Linked DNA regions of Homo sapiens: region 1 is linked to region 2. Evidence: read pairs that join two places in POLR2A ChIA-PET (ENCODE). Cell type or tissue: MCF 10A. All regions are shown on one strand. Links, peaks and the distances in the headings refer to the core of each region. The heading gives the core; the rest is flanking DNA.

The links. Peaks named below come from ENCODE experiments on the same cell type or tissue, not always from the same donor. Only the 100,000 strongest peaks of a DNase experiment are listed, where the experiment ranks them.
Region 1: POLR2A ChIA-PET joins it to region 2 with 6 read pairs; 2 of 35 experiments call an interaction of 5 or more read pairs at or near these places.

What each region holds. Positions count from the first base shown.
Region 1 is chr14:32,340,266-32,348,364 of GRCh38, reverse strand. The region is part of intron 1 of AKAP6 (A-kinase anchoring protein 6); the gene reads right to left. Among named protein-coding and RNA genes, the nearest start is that of AKAP6, 15 kb to the right of the region's middle. In MCF 10A, for the core only: no CTCF peak of the experiment used is centred there; no DNase peak of the experiment used is centred there.
Region 2 is chr14:32,255,628-32,263,726 of GRCh38, reverse strand. No RefSeq gene overlaps it. Among named protein-coding and RNA genes, the nearest start is that of RNU6-8, 56 kb to the right of the region's middle. In MCF 10A, for the core only: no CTCF peak of the experiment used is centred there; a DNase peak (open chromatin) is centred at 3,866.

The sequences.
Region 1 (8,099 bases), core at 1,035-6,034, 85 kb before region 2:
AGTATCCACATTCTTCTTACTAAACATTCTCAGTTTGGGATTCCTGCTTTTTACGCCCAGTATCTTAAAATGTGCTAATTTTACACTGGTTATTCTTGCTCTATCCTAAAACCTACATTCTTCTGGGCAAGGCCAGGTGATCCCTGCCATAGGCTGGAACCTCTAAAATCCCATGGTACCTGTCTAGCATATTTCTGGTCTGGCCCACCTTGAACTTCTCACTTTTGCTCCTGGCATGGTCCCACCCAGCTGTGTCTTCCAGGTTCTTGACCTGCCCAGCACTTCATCTGTATCTTACTATCCACAGCAGCCCCTGCCCTTGGGTCATGGCCTTCAGGGTCCATGTGGCTACACACAAATGTCCCTCAGGGCCTAGAAAATGTATCCCGATTTCCTTGAGGAAAAGAGTTATAAGAACTAAAGCAACTGAAGTTACCTTTGGAAAATCTAAGCAAAGCCTCATAAATCTGATACATACTGTCTTTCCTCCCCTCAGGAAGAATTACAGGAGGAACCAGGTCAACAGAAGACACAGATTCCTTACTTTTTAACGTTGGACTATTACTATTAATTAAACTTTAGGCTTTTTAAAAAGTGGCCAAGGGCCAGAGTGCCTCAATCCCAAGAGGTCAGCATTGGAAGTGACCATATAGTCAGGGGCATTGGTATTACAAAGACAGCATGGAATTGAGAGTCATTTACATTTGGGTTCAGTGTCTTATCCCCACTCACAAATTGAAAAACTTTAGGCAAATCATAGATCATAAGCTTCAGTGTCTGTAAAATGATAATCCAATGTTACAAGCTCTGTAATTTATTTTTAAATACTTCATTCTAATTGGTTTGATATATGTGACAATTAATTTAAGTTTCATTTCTAGGCAAAGTCAGCTAAAGCAATGCCTGAAATGTACAGTCCGAAAGTGGGTGTGTGTGTCAGGCAACAATACATCAGAAAGGGGATGGACTCACTCCTACTTCAGTCAATAACCATTACCATTTAGCAAGCTGAAAGTTTAGAAATGGGTTTTACCTGGTGAAATTAAACGTATTCAAGACATATGGGTTAGCTAAAATAATTTAGAAACATGTGTAAGAAAAAAGGGCAAGACTTCTCTGATGCCTCAACTTTGTACCCTTGAGTGATGTTGCCTGAGACTTAATCCCTAATCTGTCCTTGTCTCCAACCATTGATTTAAAAGGATTTCTGATTTACATACAAAGGATGCAGAATCCTAAATAGAGCAAAGCTTTTACTTTTTATTTTTTACTTAATATATAGTTAGAGCACCTAAAACAAAATAGAGCTGAGAGTTCATCAATCTATCAAACAGACTGTATGAAATATTTTGTGCCTGCTTTGCAAATTAATGCTAGTCTAATAAATATCTCTATATGATATTTTGGTCTAAGGCTTGAATTCATTACAGCTTGGTATCAAGCCTATAGAAGAAGTAACTATCACCACCCCAAACTTTTTGGGTGGTTACTGTGATTTCCAAAATGAAGCTGAAATCTGAGTGTAACCAAATTGGCTTAAAGAAATTCTCAATTTCTGGCTGGGTGCGGTGGCTCACGCCTGTAATCCCAGCACTTTGGGAGGCCGAGGTGGGTGGATCACAAGGTCAGGAGATCGAGACCATCCTGGCTAACATGGTGAAACCCCGTCTCTACTAAAAATACAAAAAATTAGCCAGGCGCGGTGGCGGGCCCCTGTAGTCCCAGCTACTCGGGAGGCTGAGGCAGGAGAATGGCGTGAACCCGGGAGGCGGAGCTTTCAGTGAGCCAAGATAGCACCACCGCAGTTCGGCCTGGGTGAAAGAGCGAGACTTCGTCTCAAAAAAAATAAATAAAATAAAACAAGACATTCTCAATTTCCATCCTTCATATCCCACAGAGTTTTTGGGAAGTTACAAGTGAAAGTGCTTGGTAAATTCTAAAATGCAATACAAACATACTGTCTCAGAAAGATGTTTAATTTGTACAACTCAAGTTCCTCCATGGCTCACCAGCCTGGAAGTTCAAATGGAGTAACATTTTTGGTAATGTGCTACATTTCTCTCCATCTTTATTTTAACCTCCTTATCAGAGTCTTAGCTCCCTGAAAACAGGGCCCTAAGTAGAATCTCATGAAGCTCCAGCATGAATTTCACATGTATGCACACTCACTGCATCATGGGCACCTTTACCAGGAAGAGCTGTTATTTCTGGGCACTGCCAGGCCCCTCCCACTAATGCTCTAGAGTAGTGGTCTTCATGATGGGGGACTCATCATAAAGGGGGATGCAAGGCAAACCTTTGGGGTGTGATGAAAATATTAGAACTTCTGTTTAATTTTTATTTTAACCTTTCAGATTTTTACTTCTATATGTTTTGTAAAATATGTAAGACATTAATACATGAGAGAGCTCAGACATTTTTTAACAGATAAATATGTCAATCAAAACAGTTTGGAAACCTCTGGCTTCAAGCATCTGTGGATAGAGGGAAATATGCCTTTCTCCCTCTTATACAATATACTCTCCTGAGGGCTATTGCAGCAGTGGTCTTGTGCTCAAATGACATACAGATTCTTTAGTGGAAGAGCTCTTACATTCAGCCCACTCACCCCTCCCCAGCTTTTCTAGGACTCAGGCCAGAGTCCAGGGAATGGCTGAGACAGGACACTTCCTCATGACCCACATAGAAACTGACATCAGAATCACTCCACCCTCTGGTGATCAGAGCTTACTGTGGCTGACTCCACCTTTCTTAGGATACTTTCTCTCTAGGAACCGCTTTTGACTCTAGTATCAATACACTGATGGGACAGACCACCAACTCATCACAGATACAGGGCAGACATTCAGCAGACATGCCCAAACATGTCTGAGGCTCAGTGATGGAGATAATTCAAGCTCAGATGCTACTGGCTACATCACAGCTGACAGCCTAAAGAAATACTAACCCCTCATTGCTAAGTCATGTAATCATTTCCAAGGCAATTTTTACCTGTACCTGTGGAAAAGCCTTCAGGCAATTTTGTTCCTTGAGAGTTACCCCTGTGTCTGCTTACACATTCAATACCTGTGGGAAAAATGTGAAGTTAACTAGATACAGCATTTTAACACCTGTGTATGTGATAGACTGTGTGAACTGAATCGGTATTAGAGAAGTAAATGCACATTTTAAAATATGGAATTTCCCTTGACAACCTTGTGTTTTAACTATGAATTTTAATATTCATTGGCCCTAAAATCCCTTCTATGAAAACATTTCCCCAAATTAGAAAGGAAGCATAGAAAAAACAAAATTTGATATATAAATATTCATTTTACACAGCCATTTTTTGACATGCCCTTCCAAATCCCATCCAAGCCTCCTCTCTGAGCCTCATCCTAAACACGTACTCTCTATACCATCATTCTGCTTATATATACTCTCTCTCTTTTTTTTTTTTTTTTTTTTTTAAGACAGAGTCTCACTCTGTTGCCCAGGCTGGAGTGTAGTGGTGCTATCTCGGCTCACTGCAACCTCCGCCTCCCAGGTTCAAGAGATTCCCATGCCTCAGCCTCCTGAGTAGCTGGGATTACAGGGGTATGCCACCACACCCAGCTAATTTTTGTATTTTTAGTAGAGACGGGGTTTCGCCATGTTGGCAAGGCTGGTCTCAAACTCCTGACTTCAAGTGATCTGACTGCCTCGGCCTCCCAAAGTGCTGGGATTACATGTGTGAGCCACTGCGTCCAGGCCTCCTTATGTATATACTCTTATACTCCACTTGCTTAACACAGTGGTCACCCATACTCAGGAATGCCCTTATCTATACCCAGCTGAAATCCTCAGTCACTCCTCAAGGCTCAGGTCAGATTTTACTTCCTGTTTAGACCCTGAACCCTGACTGAATTAACTGCACCCTCATCGACCTTCCCATAGCTCTTTGTATTTACTGGGACTAATTAGGTGGTTTTATAATTTCTCTGACTCCCCATTATCTTGCTCAGCTACGTATGTTCTGCACAATCATGGCACAATCATGCCACTATGTAGGCATTAGATCAATGCATGTTGGATTGGTGTTATATTCAGGACACTGCAAGAATCTCTTGGTCTTATAATCACTACTTGTCTGGACAGCTCCCAGAACATCACAGCTAGAATGATGACAACACTGTATGGATGGATCATGGGACATGGCCTTGGGCAATGCCTGATGGCAGGCTCCAGAAAGAGCTTCTAGACATCCATGAGTAGCAAAAGGGACTGGGAACACAGGGAGAGTAGGTCAAACTGCACCTGTCCCCAGTTTCGCACAGGGGCCAGCTCCTTGGGGAATACAACAGCCAGAGTTTTTGCCAGAGGTGCTTCCAATTGCTTGAGGAGACAGACTTACACATGTGAAACAACCTCAGAGTATATGAACAAGTAGTAAATCATGATAAAAAGCATTATTGCTTTAGGAATTCAGAGAACGTTATGACCACAGAGAGCTAGAGAAAAGGCAAAGGTTGTAAGAAGAAACTGGGGTTTTAATGGGGTGTGAAGCATGGGCCAAGCAGAGATACTGCTAGTCTCCCCAGTTCTTTACAGTTGATACAGTTGTTCCTAATTTCTTTTTTTTTTTTTTTTTTTTTTTTTTGAGACGGAATCTTGCTCTGTTGCTCAGGCTGGAGTGCATGGCACAATCTCGGCTCACTGCAAGCTCCTCCTTCCGGGTTCACGCCATTCTCCTGCCTCAGCCTCCCGAGTAGCTGGGACTACAGGCGCCTGCCATCATGCCTGGCTAATTTTTTGTATTTTTAGTAGAGATGGGGTTTCACGGTGTTAGCCAGGATGGTCTCGATCTCCTGACCTCGTGATCCACCCACCTCGGCCTCCCAAAGTGCTGGGGTTCCTGTCTAATTTAAGGAGGAAGCAGGGCAGCTGGAGTAGATTATGGTACAAGACTTACTTGACCACCGATATGCCACAGGTCTGGAATTGGAACAGAAACTCTCCTAAAACCAGGGCAAGGCAGGCTGACCACCAGTTAGCCCTCTGCTTACATTCTGAATAATCTGGGTCTCCACTAACCACTCCAGAGCACCTCCTGTATCCTAGGCACTCTGCTAGGTGCTTTACACACGTTGTTTCTAAGTCTTGACAAGGAAGGTATACTTGACAAGGAAGGTACCGTGAAGAAAATAGGACCCAGAAAGGTTAGGCAAGTTTCCCTGGGCACAGAGCTAGTGGGGGTGGGACTGAGATTTGAACCCAGAAGATCTAACTGGCCCCAAGCCCAAGCTTACCAACATCCTATCTGCCTTCCTCATGGGAAAATCGTCAAGGGGAAAAAAGGTCTTTTAAATTCTCAACGGGAAAAAAGGTTGCTGTTTTGTTCTATTGTGAACATTAGTGTGCATAACAATGCCAGGGTTGTAGGCCATGGAGTTAAAACTGGCTCCTGCCTACTGGAATTAATTCCAAAGACAAATGATAATTGTGCAAAAAAGAAATACATTCTGGTACTGAAGTCAGCACTATGTAATCCCCTTGAATTAGGATGTAGTAACTTTACATATCAATTTGGAGAATTCTCCGATCAGACAGAATTTTATTTCAAAATTAAAAAAAAATAACAAACCCTTTCTGTCTAGGATAACACATCTCTTGTTCAGTAGAGTCTCCATCCAGCGCTGACACTGCATTTTCTTCCTCTCTTTACCACAGTGCACTAGCTACACTGGATACTTGAGGCTGTCCTAGACATGGGCTTTAACAAAGCTGGAAAAGGTTCAAAGAGCAGCAGAAAGATCATGGAGATAGGAGGGGCTTCATGAGAAAATGTCTAATAATATCAGTTGTATGGTTTAGAGAAAGGGAAGGCAGGAAGTAGAAGAGCATGACCTAGATCTATCACACAATCAAAAATTATATGGGGTGATCTTAAGCTCATTTTTACCAAATCCCAGTCACTTAGAAACAAAACAGAACTTGGTGACTCAACAGGACTTAGGTGAGGGTAGACATGGAAGAGAGGGCTTAGGATGACTCCCAGTCTCCACCCTAAGGGCAGGGACTGAAGACAATTCTTAATTCCAGACAGGAAGTTCAGAAAGGATGAGATCATTTCAGGTGTGCTAAGTGAAAAGTGCCTGTGGAAGATTCAGGAAAAGACATACAGAAAGCAGGAGAAATACAAGTCTGAATCTGGGAGAAAATAATCAGAGGCTAGAAATCTGAATTTATGAGTCATCAGCACATGGAAATAGAAGAAGCCATCAACAAGCATAGATCATCCAGAGAAAAGGTAGAGACTCAAAGATTTGTCCCTTCCAGTCTGGTACCAGACTCATGGACTCAAGAGAGTTATTTTATTTATGTATTTATTTTCAGAGACAGGGACTTGCTCTGTCACCCAGGATAGAGTGCAGTGACATGATCACAGCTCATTGTAGCCTCAGACACCTGGGCTCAAGCAATCTTCTTGCCTCAGCCTCCCTAGTAGCTGGAATTACAGTTGTACACCACTACGCCCATCTAATTTTTTACTTGTTTTTTAGGGACTTTTTTGCTCAGGCTGGTCTCGAACTCCTGTACTCAAACAATCCTCCCTCCTGAGCTTCCCTAAAATGATGGCCAGGCCTGAGCCACCACATCCAGCCTGAGAGTCATTTTAGACAAAATAAAACATTATTCTGGGAGCCAGGGGCATTCTTCTCAGCAAGCTTGAGAGGCAGGCATTATCATTTTTATTTTACAAACAAGGACACTGAAGCTCAACAAAACTCAGCAACTTGCCCATGGTCACAATGTTGGCAGTATAGAAGCAGAATTCAATCCCCAATCTATCTTTCACCAAGGACCCTGTGTGCTCTTTGCACTACTTCACTAGTTCATTTAGGGACTGGCTCTCATCACTGAGTTATAAAAATAGTAAAGACTAACATTGCTATGATAATGAACAAATTATTGGAAACTGTTATCAAAGTATCATGAAACTGTTAATATTTGGCCATTTTTTGACAACAACAATGGAAATTCCATACCGTTTGACCTAACAACAGCACTTTCACTTATATTTTATGTGAATGTCTACAGCAGCAGTGTAAATTTCTAAAGAAATTCTATACCCAATAGGAAGGGTAGAGGGGAACCAAATACTTCACCCAACTCATTAACAGCAAAAATATGTTGTGGCTAAAAAGAGAAAAAACAAATAGAAACACAAATTTGCAAGATAAGGAAACTCTAAAAAAATTTTCTTGTGAAAGATAATAGCTTGTTAGTTTAAGCGAAACTTTATGTGTTGACTTTAGGTTGACCACCAAAAGTATTATGAAATATAAGCTAATAAAACACACAAGTGTGAAATATAAATGGTATATAAATACTATTGTCTGAATGTTTTGCGTTCCCAAAATTTATATGTTAAAATCCTAACCCCCAAGGTGATGATATTAGGAGGCAGGGCCTTTGGGAAGTGATTAGATCATAGGGTGGAACCCTCATGAATGGGGTTAGTGCCCTAATAAAAGAGGCCCAAGAGAGACTCTTTATCCCTTCCATTATGTGAGCACACAGCTAGAAGGTACCAGCTGTGAACCAGAAAGTGGACTCACCTGACACCAAATCTTTGGTACCTTGACCTTGGACTTCCCAGCTTCCGGAACTGTGAGAAATAAATTTCTGTTGTTTACAAGCAACCCAGTTTATGGTATTTTGTTATAGCACTCCAAATGAACTAAGATAATAAATTAAAATATGTTTTCAGGTACATGAGCACACTAAGGAAATTTAAAATACTCTGTGGAACAGATTTTTGGAAAATCCTAAGACTAAACAAACAATGGAGAAATATGGAGAACCCTGTAAATGAGGCATAAAATACTAGAGCTATCAGGAAACAAAAATCATTTAAATTTTACCCTTTTGTTTTACTGTGGAGGAAACCAAGATTCAGGAAGAGTATGTCAGCAGGGACTAAAAATTCAGGTGCCTTACTCCCAGTCCAGTGCTCTCTGAAATAGATTAGAATAACATGCTATTTGAACACAGTAATGTATTTGTACATTGCAACTGACCATGCCATATATTGCAGATGCAAGAAAATTTTCATGAGGTATAATTTTTATTTTGTA
Region 2 (8,099 bases), core at 1,650-6,649:
GTGAGGGTATTGTCTGGGTGGACCATGGCAGTTCCAACACTGATGAGGTCATAGCACTGTAGTTTCTTGCAGCTCCATCACCTGAGGTCAGTGTCAGCTAAGATTGCAGGTGTCTTCAATGGCAGCAAAGGCTATTGAGATCTTCAGTGGTGAAGGCCGCTGGAGTCCTCCTGTTCTCTTTATCCCCCATGGCCAAGGGAATCCTTCTTGGAGCCACATCCAGGGTCTGGAGCACAGGCATGCATGGAGTGATTGTGGCTCTGGAATCCAGGGCCCAGGTGTACCCACTATGGTGGTGTCACCAGTGTGTGAAACACAGGTGTTCTTAGAACAACTATGAAGCTGAGGAGTGCAGGCACATCTGCTGTAGCAGTGGTACCTGTGTCCAAGGTGCAGGCATGTCCACGGCGGTAGTGATGCTGGTGTGCAATACACAGGCACTCATGAAGCAATTGAGAGTCAGGGTCTGGAGCACAGGTGTATGCAGAAAGACCAGGGTACAGGCATGCATGCAGTTGCCAAGGGGGTGGAGTGGTGTCTCCAGCCTGAGTGGTGCAGCAGCAACTCCTTCTCAGCGGGCAGGAGGGCAGGCGTGCAGCAGTGTCTCCTTCTCCAGGGGGCTAATAGCAGTTGTGATGACTGCTGAGGTCCTTTGCAGAGCAGTCCACTGGGAACCATGGTGGCACCCACTCCATGGCTGATAGTGATATTGATAGCCCCCACCCTTCTCTTTTGTTCTTATCTGTTTCTAAATGTCTCAGTTATGCTGATCTCCTCAGCAGTATTAGTGGAGTGCAACCAAAGAAGGTCCTTTAGGCAGTCCCTCAAAAAGGCTGGGGAAGCAGGTTGCTCACCCTGCTCTACTTTGCTCTATGAGGGGAACTCACAGGCCTGGGAGTGCTCTCTTGGTGCTGAGCTATGCTGGCCTGGGGAATGAAATAATGCAGGCAAAATGAAACTGTTCTTCCTAGCCTTTCTGTGCAGTGCAGTTATTCTCATGCCACCCGTTGTTTTTTTTTTTTTTTTTTTTAATTCTCCACTATGTTGCTGCAGCTTCTTTTTTTTTTTTTGAGATGGAGCCTCGCTCTGTCGTCTCCCAGGCTGGAGTGCAGTGGCGCGATCTTGGCTCACTGCAAGCTCGCTGCAGCTTCTTAATTGGACTCCTGGGCTCTCCTAAAGCTATTTTCATTCATGGATAGCTGTCTAATTGTTGTGTTGTGGAAGGACTCTGCCATCTTGCTGACATGACTCTCCACTCTCCCCCAGTAAATCTCTTGAAATTCTAATTCCATCTTGACATATATTCCCAAGAATCTGAACTGGCACAGGAAGGGAGATTTAAAAATTCAGTTTTAGAGATGGTAATTTTGAGATACCTACTAGACATACAAGTGGAGATGTCAAGTTAGATATACAAGTAGACTTAAGGAGTGATGTTTGGTTGAGTCATATAAATTTAGGATCCATCAACATATAGGTAGTATTTGAAGCCACAAGAGATCACAATGGGAGTGAATATAGATAAAGAAGCCTTAGGACTGAGTCCTGAGCACAACAATTTAAGAGTCCAATAAGAAGAGTAATCAGCAAGGGTGACCAAAAACAGTGACCAGTGAGGTAGGAGAAATCCAAGAATGTGAAATCCTGAAAGCCAAGCGAAGAAACTATATCAAGGAGAAGGGAGGAATTAATCATATAAAATGCAACTGATACATAAAATTAGTTGGCAACAAGAAACTGACCATTGGATTTAACAAACTGGAAACTGCCTGTGATCTTGGCAAGAGCAGTTTCAATGGTGTGGGCCGTGGGGAGAGTGAAAAACTTGAATGCAGTTTTTAAAGAATAGAGGAAGGGGAATCAGAGACCACCAAAAGTAGACAACTTTTCCAAGGAATTTTGCTGCAAATGGGGAGGCAAGAAAAGAGTTGATTTCTGGAGTGGAAAGTGACTCAAAAAATGATTTTTTAAGATGAGAGACAAGTTTGTGTGCTGACGGAAGTGTCCTACTAGAGAGGAAGAAACTGATGATATATGAAGAGAGGAGAATCTCCGGAGCTATGTTCTTGACTAGGTGAGAGGTGGTGGAATCCAATGCAGAAGAGGAGGAACTGACTTTTGACAGGAGAATGAACAGTTCATATGTAATAAGAGAGTGAAAACAGAATGCAGGGGTACAGATGTTGGTAAGTACATGATTGAGAGCATGGGTCTGTGGGCATCCTTCCTGACAGCTTCAGTGTTCTCAGTGAAATAGGAAGCAATGTCATGAACTGAAAGCAAGGATGAGGAAGGGAAAGTTAGTAGTTTGAAGAGAAGATGCAAATGGTTGTTTTACTGACAATACATAAAATGTATAATAGACAATATCCAAAGTATTCTTAGCTTACTTTGTGTATCTCTTTAAACTCTCTTGCCTGTGAGGAACTTTCTATTTTTTATGAACATTCAGTGGGACTAGATTATCCAAATACCATCTGAGGCACTATCTCATGGAATCTACCACAGCCAACATTAGAACCCATTTGATTTAGTTTATCTCAATGCTGCTGGATGAGAGCTTACTAGAAGACTTAAACATGACTGCTGCCCTATAAATGTAGGTCCTGAAGCCCCTCTTTTCTTGCCCTTCCCTGGCATTGTGAAATACTCTCAGGGAACCAGGTTAGTGACAATAATAATAGCTGAAATATGACCTTAAGAATTCTTGAAGGTAGATATGTATATGCATGAGAATGTGTGTGTCTGTATTTATATCAATGCCCAGTTGCTATAGGGCATATGTGTGTGTGTGTATGTGTATGTGTCTGTGTGTGTGTGTGTGTGTGTTAATATCAATGTCCAATTGCTATAGGGCCTACCATTCCCTGCCATCTTACATCTAGCGTGGTTTACTAGGATATTAACTGCATGGCCCATGAAGGTACTTAAAGTCACAAGACTTCTTTCAAGGGATAATAAAGGGAGTTAAGAAAAACTAAAATAGGCCAGATGCAGTGGCTCATACCTGTAATCCCAGCACTTTGGGAGGCCGAGACGGGCGGATCACGAGGTCAGGAGATCAAGACCATCCTGGCTAACACAGTGAAACCTCATCTCTACTAAAAATACAAAAAAATAGCCGGGCGTGGTGGCACATGCCTGTAGTCCCAGCTACTCAGGAGGCTGAGGCAGGAGAATTGCTTGAACCTAGGAGGCGGAGGTTGCAGTGAGCCGAGATCGTGCCACTGCACTCCAGCCTGGGCAACAGAGCAAGACTCCGTCTTAAAAAAAAAAGAAAAGAAAAGAGAAAGAAAAAGAAAAACTAAAATTTTTGTAATCTTTAATATAAATGTCCATATATTGGACACCTGGTTGTAACTGTAGTATAGTTCTAGTGTTAACTACCCACCCCCACCTCACAGATATAGATGCATATTCCCCATTCGAATATTACAAGTCTTGATCCTCTTTCATCCTCCTGGTGATGCACCCATCTTCTTGCTCAGTTTCAAACTGATTTGTTCACTCCTTGATCCCATGTTGGTAATTTTCTTTGGTATCATACATAACCTTCTAAATATAGAGCCCCTCATTCCCCGTCTTCAATTTGGGATTCAAGACACAGGCAAGACATTACCAATTATGTTTCCATGGCTCATGACTGAATAATGTGTGCAATACAGAAATCTCATGTTTGGGGTCCCTTTTGCATCTGGTTCCATCCCTAATTTATAATATGTTTGGGCATGAAAAGATTATCTTCTAGTTTACATGCATGCTGCTTACAAAACTGCCAAGTTACTTAAACTGCCTTCCTCAAGGACTGTTTCCTGTAAAAGTCCCCATTTAGTGAAAGATCAAAAGAACCACCTGCTGCCTGGGGCCAGAGCTGAGTTGGTTGATGAGTCATGGCTTATCTGTTTAACTCTTTCCCATTTGCCAGATGTGAGTGACACTACCTCCTCTCTTAGGAAGCAGAAGAGGAAACATGGCATGATAATGAACATCTGAGACATTTAAAATAATGAGCTTTTGCTGTAATGAATGGAATGTTAGAAATCATGTTCTTAACATGCAAAAGCTAAAATGAAAGGTCAGTTTTTCTGTATTGAATCAGTAAGTGAGAAAATGTTTTTTGACTGTGGTATTAGAAAGAAGGCAGCATTCTGACCACACTCTTCCTCCTCCTAAAGCTCTAAGAACACTTGTGATATTTTGTTGTGGTGGGTGGCTAAGATATTTGAATTTTTGAGTCATGAGGAAATTGAAGAGTTAAATCTCACTAGCTCACAGAACCAAGCAGAAAGATAAATGCAGAGTTTAAATGTCTTTTCTCCTTCTAAAACAAACAGTGCAGAGTCAGGCATTTAAGGCAACTTCCATTATAGTAAATTTTGCACAAATAGGGTCTAGAGTATGTGTCCTACAAAACTATTCCTTTTAGAAAATTAATAATCAACAAAGTAACAATAGATGGCTACTACGATGCAAAAACAGAAGTAGTCCAGAAAGGACCCCCTTTTCTGGAATTAGCTTTGTACCCAAATAGAATTTCATGTTTACAGGCCAAGGGTCTGAAAGAGAAAAGCTAAGTTTCTAAAGATAAATGGGTTAAAAGCTGGGGAGTCTGGATGGCATCCCCTGAGATACCATTTACCTGGCATCAGGAACGTTCAGTTTTTGAGTCAAAGCTATGTCTACGGTATGAGACAGACAGGTGTTGTTTTCAGGTCCTTCAGCAGAGGTTCAATTTCCTGGGATGCCAAGGGAGGAAAGTTCAGGCCAACTCAGCTTGTCTTTACTGACAGCAGGCCAAACTCTAGTGACGATCTGATTTGGAGAGCCAAGAAGTCTTAGTTTTGATCTTTGGTAAGGAAAAGCTGAGACTCTGGCCAAGTCAACAGAAAAGGGAAGAGGCCAGGGTGGGAGTAAATCTTATGAGATGATGCCTGCCTACACACTGGGAAGGCGTGTCCAGTTTGAGGCCTCTGGCTTGCCTGCTTACACTTAGGGCAATTACTGAGCTGCTGTTTACTAAGCCTTTACATAGAGGATATATTCATTTACTGTGTCTTTGACATGCTGTTTTAAAACATCTTAGAGAGGGGTCTTACCAGTGACAGATGACCCTGAGCTCAAGAACAGGGTCCTGTAGCTTTTCCAGAACCCTTTCCTGGGAGGTCTAAATCAACCTTCTGCTTTGCTTAATGTCAGAAATAGGAGGACGGTAACCAGGCTGGGAGCCCAGTAAAAGGCAGCTGGCTTCAACTGGCCTGTGGAAGTTGCTTTCTCTGTAGCATATAACTGGACAGACATATGGTGTAACAGTTTAAAGCACAGGCCATGAAGTCAGAAATGGGTCAGTTCCCAGTTCTGCCATTTTCCAGCTTTGTAAATTTCAGTAATTTTTAAAATCTCTGTAAGTTGGCTGGCCACAGTGGCCCACACCTGTAATCCCAGCACTTTGGGAGGCCAAGGTGGGCAGATCATGAGGTCAAGAGATGACCATCCTGGCCAACATGGTGAAACCTCGTCTCTACTGAAAATACAAAAATTAGCTGGGCGTGGTGGCACGCGCCTGTAATCCCAGCTACTTGGGAGGCTGAGGTAGGAGAATCACTTGAACCAGGGAGGTGGAGGTTGCAGCGAGCCAATATCGCGCCACTGCACTACAGCCTGGCGACACAGCAAGACTCCGTCTCAAAAAAAAAAAAAAAAAATCTCTGAAAGTCACTCTCTCCTCATCTGAAAAAAATGGGAATATACCTATCTCACAAGAAATAATAAAATAAAATAATACATGTAAAGTGTTTTGGCATTAAGTAAGTTGTTAACATCTGTGTTATCCTTATTACCAGTAGAACAATGAATTGAGAAAAAGGGAGACAGGAAAGTCATTCTTGATCTGTGATTCTATTTCTCAAGTTTTAAAATAGGAACGTGAGTATTCTACCCATTTACCTTTACCCATGAGTTCTTTACCATTTACCTGAGATGACAGAAGTGAATTTCATTAGGACAGAAATACAAGATGATGTCATTAATTAGGCTATCACCTGAGGAAACCAAGATACTATCATTAACAAAAGGCTATCACCTGAGGAAAGATGGCCTTGATATTTGTCTGCTTTCTAATTTTCTTATTACATGAGAATTCGCACTTTCAGTTTGTATTTGTCACGTGCTGAGATTTTAAAATGATATCAAAATGTCTCTATAAAGAAATAAATTTTTAAGAAAAGGAAAAACCAACAGGTGATGAAAAATGAAGCCTCCACATGGCAAGACTTTGCTGAGTCACTAGGCAAACTTTGATCAGGTCAACCTCAGTGAAAAAGAATTTAAACTGACCTAAATCTATCAGAAATGAGATCTCTTTTCTCCCCCTCTGGGGAAAAAACAAAACAAACAAACAAACAAACAAACACCAAAACGGGCCAGGCGCGGTGGCTCACGCCTGTAATCCCAGCACTTTGGGAGGCCGAGGCGGGCAGATTACCTGAGGTCAGGAGTCCAAGACCACCCTGGCCAACATGGTGAAACTCCATCTCTACTAAAAAAATACATAAAAATTAGCCGGGCATGGTGGCACACGCCTGTAAACCCAGCTACTCGGGAGGCTGAGGCAGGAGAATTGCTTGAGCCCAGGAGAGGGAGTTTGCAGTGAGCCGAGATCGTGCCACTGCACTCCAGCCTGGCTGACAGAGCAAGACTCTGTCTCAAAAAAATAAATAAATAAATAAATAACCAAAAAAAACCTAAAACCAAAACAAACACATTTTCTTACCAAAGTTCTGATGCAAAAGCTAACAACCCCACAGTGTTTCATTTTTGTTGAAAAAAAAAATTCTACAGTTTATTACCTTTCCTTGAAAATAATATATACAAGGTCTTAAATATTTACCAGATGATGCAGATCTGCCAGGGTTTTCAGCCAAGTTTCAAAGTTTTATGAAGTCACTTCTTGGACATATTTCTAACAATCTGGCCCATGAAAATTAACCGGGGAAGATATTTCCACCTTCTTCACATGGCCTTGAGCTCACAGTCTCTGTGTGTGCCCATAAGAAACCCACACCCTATAATCATAAATGTCCTAGCTCATTCAAAAGCAATTGTTACTACTGATAAATAAATACACACAAACAAAAGTTTATTCTTTGGGAACATTCATTTCCAGTGAAGACACCATGTGTTCTGGCTTCAGTACAAACTCATTTTCCCAGCCTCTACCTACTTAGATCTCAACTATCTGTTCTCTTTAAATATCTTCTCAAAAATAAATCTCAGTTCAGGTTTTCTACACTAGCAATTTTCAATTTAGACTCCATAAAGCCAAACACAAAACCTGTCTCAATCAGAGTAGATCCACATTTTTTCTTTAAACTTTACAATTTATTTAAATTGAGGCTGTAAAACATTTTTTAAAAATAATATTCTTCTGTAATTATATCCCTTAATACAGAAGTCTGTTTCATTACTTCAGTTGATAAAATTATTTAAATTAATCATAGATATTAAAATGTCTTATTCCCATTTAAAAATCTTTCAAAATTATTGTGTGCCTCTGAGAAATTTCAAATAACAGGGAGGCTGAGCCTCCACATCCTCTCCCAGTTGCCTTGAGGGTCTGGCTGCCAAAAATCTAAGTCTTGCCCATGGGAGTCCCACATACACATCCATCCAGGAAGGTCACATTCCATCCAGAACTCCAGAGGAACAAAATGATCCAAAGGGGTGCAAAATCAGGCCAACCATTTACTCTAGACCAAAATTTATCTATAAAACAGTGACCCAGTTAGTGAAGAAACATTATCCTCATTCCACCACACTATTATTTTTGTGTTTCTATGTGGGTCACAGCACAGAAAAATCCATGGAGAATTTGACAGGGAAAATAAGGAAGTTACAACTGAGGATTGTTGACCCCACTTTTCTGCCTAAGTTGTCAAATAAAGGGAAAGGTAAGACTGACCACAGGGAGTAGCAAACTGCATTTGGCCAGACTTTGGTATTTTACAGATAGGAAAATATATTAAAAGAATTAGGGAACTGATTTACATTTGCTTTTTCTTTTGCCAAGCAAATATACGTTTACAGTGATAACCCTCATCTCT